Linked DNA regions of Mus musculus: region 1 is linked to region 2. A link is a contact called in ENCODE Hi-C data. All regions are on one chromosome and are shown on one strand. The core of a region is the stretch at or near the end of the contact, and the rest is flanking DNA. Distances in the headings are between cores, read along the strand shown. Region 1 holds the start of Oxtr (oxytocin receptor). Region 2 has its middle 12 kb from the start of Gm38873.

Region 1 (3,015 bases), core at 511-3,010, 88 kb after region 2:
CCAGGTCCTCCTACCCTTTTCCCCAGCTCTCTGGTTCCCCAGCCTCCTCCTCCTTCCTCAGCCCCCACTGGCTTCTAATGCATGCAGGCCACCATCCTATCCTACAACCTCGCTGGTCCTCCAGGGAGGATGGCTCTTTCTTCCTGCATCACAATCACACAGCCTCCCGATCAAAGCTGACCACTGTCCCCTTGGCTCCCTCCCTTGTCACCCCAGACCTATCTCTGTCCTCTAACCTACTCACCTCTCCTTTACTTCTGCCACACGAGACACTCTGGAATTGTCTTGACCTCTCCAGCGGTCCCTTAGAAGACCTATTCAGCTTTCACTGGACACCCAGTCAGCTTTCACGGGACCAACTGTTCTTTTCTTAGGTTGACCCTATCCAATCCGGACTTTCTGTGCTCAGGCTGACTTAAACTCATAAATTAAACTCAAAGTAGAGAAAGCCTGAGCCTGTGGTCAGGATGAAAACCCACTTCCATTCTGTCTCTCTGTAGGAAAGACAGTCGCCTGCCTCAGTTTCCCCCTCCTCAATAAGAATTTTCACACTGAAAGTTGCCCCAGGCCTGCACTGGAGTTCTTGCCTGCCTTCTGGCAAGAGTTTGCACTCTCGTGGGTATTTCTATGCTGTAGTCCTGGAGACACAGAGAAGTGACCTCCTCAAAGTCCAGAGACTGATGGACCTCGGGAGTGGAGTGCCACCAGAGACTGATGATGATGTGGAACCAGAAAGACCCTAGAACCCTGGGAGTCCAGAGATAGTGGAAGTAGGGCCTGGCCCTGCCACCCTCTTCCTCTCCACCCTCACTACCTTCTTTGGGCGCATTGACGTCCCAGACGCTCCACATCTGCACGAAGAAGAAAGGCGTCCAGCACACGATGAAGGCCAGAACAATGATGAAGGTCATCTTCACTGTGCGGATTTTGGCCTTGGAGATAAGCTTGACACTACTGACCCGTGCCAACGCCGCACGGCCAGCTCCACCGGCTGCGTCACTCCCCTCGGCAGCTGCCGCCGCGGCTGCCGTCTTGAGTCGCAGATTCTGCCAGATCTTGAAGCTGATGAGACCATAGCAGGCGGCCAGCACGATGACCGGTACAATGTAGACGGCGAGCGTGATCCACGTGACGTAGGCCTTGGGTCCCCAGGGCTGGATGAAGACCGCCCAGCAATCGAAGACGCCGTCCGCCACTTCGCGCAGCGAGAAAATGTGCACCTGCGGCACGCTGGCCACCAGGCAGCCGAGCCACGTCGCCAGCACCGCCAGGCGGTCGGTTCGGCGGCGCAGTGAGCGCAGCGGCTGGCAGATGGCCAGGCAGCGGTCGAGCGACATCAGCAACAGCAGGTAGGTGGAGGCGAACATGCCCACCACCTGCAAGTATTTGACCAGACGACACAGCAGGTCGGGCCCGTAGAAGCGGAAGGTGATGTCCCACAGCAGCTGCGGGAGAACCTGGAACACGGCCACCACCAGGTCGGCGATGCTCAGGTGCTTCATGAAAAAGAAGAGGCGCGAGTGCTTGTGGCGCGTCGTACGCAGCGCCAGCAGCACGCACGCGTTGCCACTCAGAGCCAGGAACAGTATGAGACACAGGACCGCCACCTCCACGCGCGCCAGGGCCTCGTTGCGTCGTGGCGGCCCGGCCGTGAGGTTACCCTCCGCCCCTGGTGGCACTCCACTCCCGAGGTCCAACTCGATACTCCAGTTGGCTGCGGGCGTGCCCTCCATGACCAACCGCGACCGCGACCGCGACCCTGAGGGAGCACCCGGCCTTGAGGCTCTTTAAAGTGTGGCACGTGGGGCGGGGCCCGGCGCTCAGTCCAGGTGTCTATGGGAGCACTCTGGCACTGACCTGCCTGTCCTCTCCCTGAAACAAACCAGGAGAACCGTGACAAGACCGTTGCGCTTCACTTAGGACCCGCGAGTGGGGCGTGTGTGTCCCCTCCCTGGGAATTTGAAGTTACCTGAGTCTCAGTGCACCAGCCCAGCCTTGGAGCTGCGCAGTGGTGGTGACTTCTCGGTGGTGACCGTAGGAATCCTAGTTTGAGGTACCTCCTTTGAGCTTCTGCAGATGCCCCTGCGCTTAGGTCCCAGGAAAGAGTCAGCCGCTCTGCCTGCAGAGAGGAAGCTTGCGATTAACCACTCTGCCCAAGAACAAGGACACACACCCCCAGCAGCCTCTCCCCACAGAGAACCCCCAAACCTACACCTCTCCTGTCAGGACACAGCACAGCCACGCCCTAAGGGATCCCCGAAGCCAGCCCCCGTAGTAAAAAGCTTTACTACGGGTACATCTTCCTGGGGTCCCCCCAAAAGCCCATCCTTCTTCACCTCCTGCTTCCAAGACTCAGCCCCAGCTCCCACAACTTCCCAACGCCGCTTGCTTCCGGAGGGACTCCCGCCTGCGAGCATAGTGCCCCCTCCTTACCTCCCACCCACCCCCACCCCCACCCCCACCCCCGCGCAACGCAAGGCTGCTATGCCAAAGACCCCAGAGGACGCCTTTCACAGAATCCCCAGCCCAGGAGCCCCGACAGTCAGGGGCTTTGCACCTTCGTCCAAGCTGTCACTTTTCAGTCTCTCTCGGTACACCCTGAGCACCTCCCGGAACCAGAGACGTGAAACGCGCCAGATCCTTCCCTCCGAACCTGAGGGTCCTACAGGTAGGTCCTAGGCATCCTGTCGCCACAGTGCGCAGGACCCAGCCACTTGAAGCGAGACTGCAGGTTAGCCCAAAGTTGCCTTGCCACCGGGGAAGTTGCACCACAGTGGATGGCCTCAGAGATGCATGGATTCTCCGCCCAGATTGGGAAAGCTGCTGGCGCCACCCTCCGTGCCACCAGGGGTAGAGATCTCGGCGTCTTTGCAAACTCCTACCTAGCCTGCGGCTTTGCTGGTGGCTGGATGCCTTAGGAAGGCAAGGGGAGAGCGCCAGCCAGGCTGTGAGCTGACCGAGTCAGCGCGCGGCGCTGTCTGAAGCTTTTCCACAACGGGAACCCTGAGCTGCGGC
Region 2 (3,234 bases), core at 360-2,859:
AGGAAGGAAAAGAGGCTACAAGCTTCACAAGCATCTCACTCAACTCTTACTACATCCTGAAGTGAGAATTTAAGCTGTGCCCAGGTCAAAAGTCAGGACTCTGAGGCACAGGAAGAAAATGATTGTACCCAGGTCTCCCAGTAGAACAACGGGGAAACTGTGAGTAGAGTATGTGTCCACTTGGCCTTCCCAACTTCTCGACCCCTTCAACCACATGGGACTTACTATCTTCAAATCATAATGGCATCTTTTTAAAAATATCTCTTCCACTCTTGGGCTCTAAACTCCAAGGAAGTGTCTAATGGTCCTCTGTACCCCTTATATTATTCTCAGTGTTGTTGAATAGGTGGATGGGTGGAAGGATGGATGAATGGTCTTATGGGAAGAAAGATATCTGGACAGACAGAGGTATATATAGGTAGGTGGGCAAACTGAAGAGTGGATGGAAGGTAGAACAGATCTACCTAGGAAGACGAATGGACAGGTAAGTGGGTGGGTGAATGGATATATGAAAGGACAGACAGACAGATGGATGGACAAATGAATGGGTAGATAATCGATCCTATGAGCATTAAGAAGTCACTGAAGACTTGAAAGAAGGAGACTGGCACACAGTGGCATAGAGAAGCACACACTAGGACCAACCCTCAAGAAGATCTCAGCCCAGTCAGAAAGGGACTTCACAGAGACTCAAAACATCTCTAGTCCTGAAATGTCACTTGTACAGATAGAGGTTGTGACCCCAGCCAGATAAGGAAGGATGTCCCTGTGTTCTAGGTGGTAAGAGGTTGGGGAGACAGCCTGGAGGAGCTATGGATAGAGCAATCACTGCAGCATAGCAGGACTTAGATGAACAGGGAGGAGAAGAAAACAAAGGCTGACAGCGAAGTCTGTGGTCTTCCTGGTACATCCCACCAGGGGAGGGTAGCCTCCATGCTTCTGCTCAGCAGGTTCGTGGCACCACTTTTTCATAACGAATTGGTCCAGTGACCCCCTCACCCTAGAGGACACTGGTACTACCAGTGTGGGTACACACCCACATACATGGGGGCTCTACATACCTCTTCCCAGCTGCCAAGAGGTGGTGGCCAGTAACCCAGACACCCTCCTAGTGACTTATACTGGAGCCCCAAGAGGCCAAAGCCCAGGCCATTGCTATGAGGCTTCCTGACCACCCCTTGCTTCCATTCTCCTTCAGGGCAAGCATTGAAAGTGGCGAGAAAGGCATGGACTCTACAGTAAGGGGACAAACCTCTTCCTAGCTGAATAACCTTGGGTAAGTCATTAACCTCTCTGAGCTCCAGCTTCACGGTGGAAAGTGGCATCTCCATTCCTCATAGAGAAATTTCAGTGCAAACAGCAGTGAGCAGGACATAGTTAGTCAACACAGAGTCTGATGCCTTGAGCAGGAGCCACCGCTATTACATATTGGAGAATAAAACTAAATCCTTCCTCCATCTGGCTGGAGAAGTTTAGACGCTCTCCAAGTCTCCAGCTGGGAGAGAAGGAAGAGGACATGTGATCTCTCCACCCACTGACACCTCCAGGAGACCCATATCCACTGGGACTAGCCACTAGCCTGGGTGTGGGCTGGGTAGGGCAGGCTCTGGGACTCTCTGACGCATTCTAGGGCTCTCCAAGGTAAAAAATAGCTTTGCTTTGTTCGCCTAGACACACACCCACTGGACTGGCAGCACGCCCACTGGACAGGCAAGTGGTGGGCTATTTCAAGCTGCATAAACAAGCCTCCACCAAGCCCCAACCTCAGGCCTCCAGAGAGCGGTATTAATAACCCACTATCTCATTCTCCCAGGCCAGAAAGACAGGAAGCAGAGCTCTGAGGCTGGCCAGTCCTGGTGTCCCCCACAATCCCAGCTGACAATGGCCACAACAGGACACTCAAATGTCATATTTCCCGCAAGTAAACAGAACACACAAAGGCTATGGTCGTCATAGTAACGATAACACCAGAAAATTGTTCTGACATATTTCACTGGCTCCCGGCTGCCCTGTTCCTACCACAGGGGCTCATCACTCCTCTCTTACACACTCCTCAGATCTGATGTCGCTGGGGCTTCTCTATCTGTTCTTCCTCTGCTCCATTGGCCCCCCCAACCTTCATTCCCACCTCCTCTCCACCCATCTAACTGCCCACACCCCCTACGCACGCATCTGCCTCCAGAAATCTTTCCTCCAGCTGCCCTTGCCCAAACTAGAGTGGCTCTTTCTGTCCAGCCTCTCATGATACACAGGGTCCATGAACATGGAATACCTCAGCACAGGGGACCTTGCAGGACAGAGATGTTGGTATCTATCTATACTGTGTCACTTCAGTTTGATGGTTAGGTATTTCCTGAAACAATGATTGCTCTTAGCCCTTCGGTGTGTCCATCCATAGGACTTTGCTGCTCCACACACACACACCCTAGCATTGAATCAAGTGTTCAGCTGTCTACTTATGAGCTATGCACCCATGCATATTAAGTTATCTTACAAGTTCTCTGCAGTGAAGAGAGACACAGAGTTGGTCAGGCTCAGTTACATTTGCTTTCTCTGGGAAGACTTGGACAAACATCTCTTCACTTCAGACAGGGTGTCAGTGACAGACTAAGTTCGACCAAGTTCAACCTGATAGACCCCCAAAGCATCACTGACACCCTGCCCTGCAGAGCTGACTCCAAGCCTCACCCTCTCATGCACTCCATAGAAGCTGCAGTGTGGAGTCCCCCTTTCAAGTCAATCTTCCATTTCCTTCCAATATGCCTTGTAGCTGGCAAGCATAAGGCAGGACTGAGTCGTGGCTGGAATCCCAAGTGAGGATTCGATGGCCTTCTCCTCTTCCTTCTTTCTAGAGAGAGTGTCGACAGCCCCATTCTCATTGCCATAGACCTAGCTACCACTGACCTACTCTTTTTGTTTGGTTGCCATAGCTACCAAGTCGAGGTGATCTCTACCCCCAAGGGGTCCATGGGATGGTCATGTTATGCCCAGAGAAAAAAGTCATATAAAAACAGATTCATGCTGTCAGAGGATCTTGAACGCGTTCACGACCGGCCAGGAAGAACGCAGCAAACCGGAATCTTCTGCGGCAAAAGCTTTATTGCTTACATCTTTAGGAGCAAGAGTGCAAGAGAGCAAGAGCTTTATTGCTTACATCTTTAGGAGCCAGAGAGCAAGAGAGCAAGAGCTCTATTGCTTACATCTTCAGGAGCCAGAGAGCAAGAGTGCAAGAGC

The links. A loop is a pair of places that touch in the nucleus more often than their neighbours do.
Region 1: a map of mouse trophoblast stem cell shows a loop between it and region 2 (2.6-fold over the local background). The contact joins the promoter of Oxtr here to the enhancer-like site in region 2. A Hi-C loop is called at or near these places in 24 of 37 maps with a recorded cell type or tissue (CH12.LX, Patski, T-helper 17 cell and 7 more).

The regions. Positions count from the first base shown.
Region 1 is chr6:112,488,065-112,491,079 of GRCm38, forward strand. It overlaps Oxtr (oxytocin receptor), which reads right to left and starts at 1,761. Exons shown (of 2, transcript NM_001081147.2): 1 at 815-1,761. The coding sequence starts at 1,733.
Region 2 is chr6:112,400,507-112,403,740 of GRCm38, forward strand. No RefSeq gene overlaps it. Among named protein-coding and RNA genes, the nearest start is that of Gm38873, 12 kb to the left of the region's middle. Within about 2 kb of position 1,610, at least 1 of the 3 ENCODE cell types and tissues checked has a DNase peak (open chromatin) inside an H3K27ac peak, as active enhancers do; it is heart, where a contact is called at or near this core.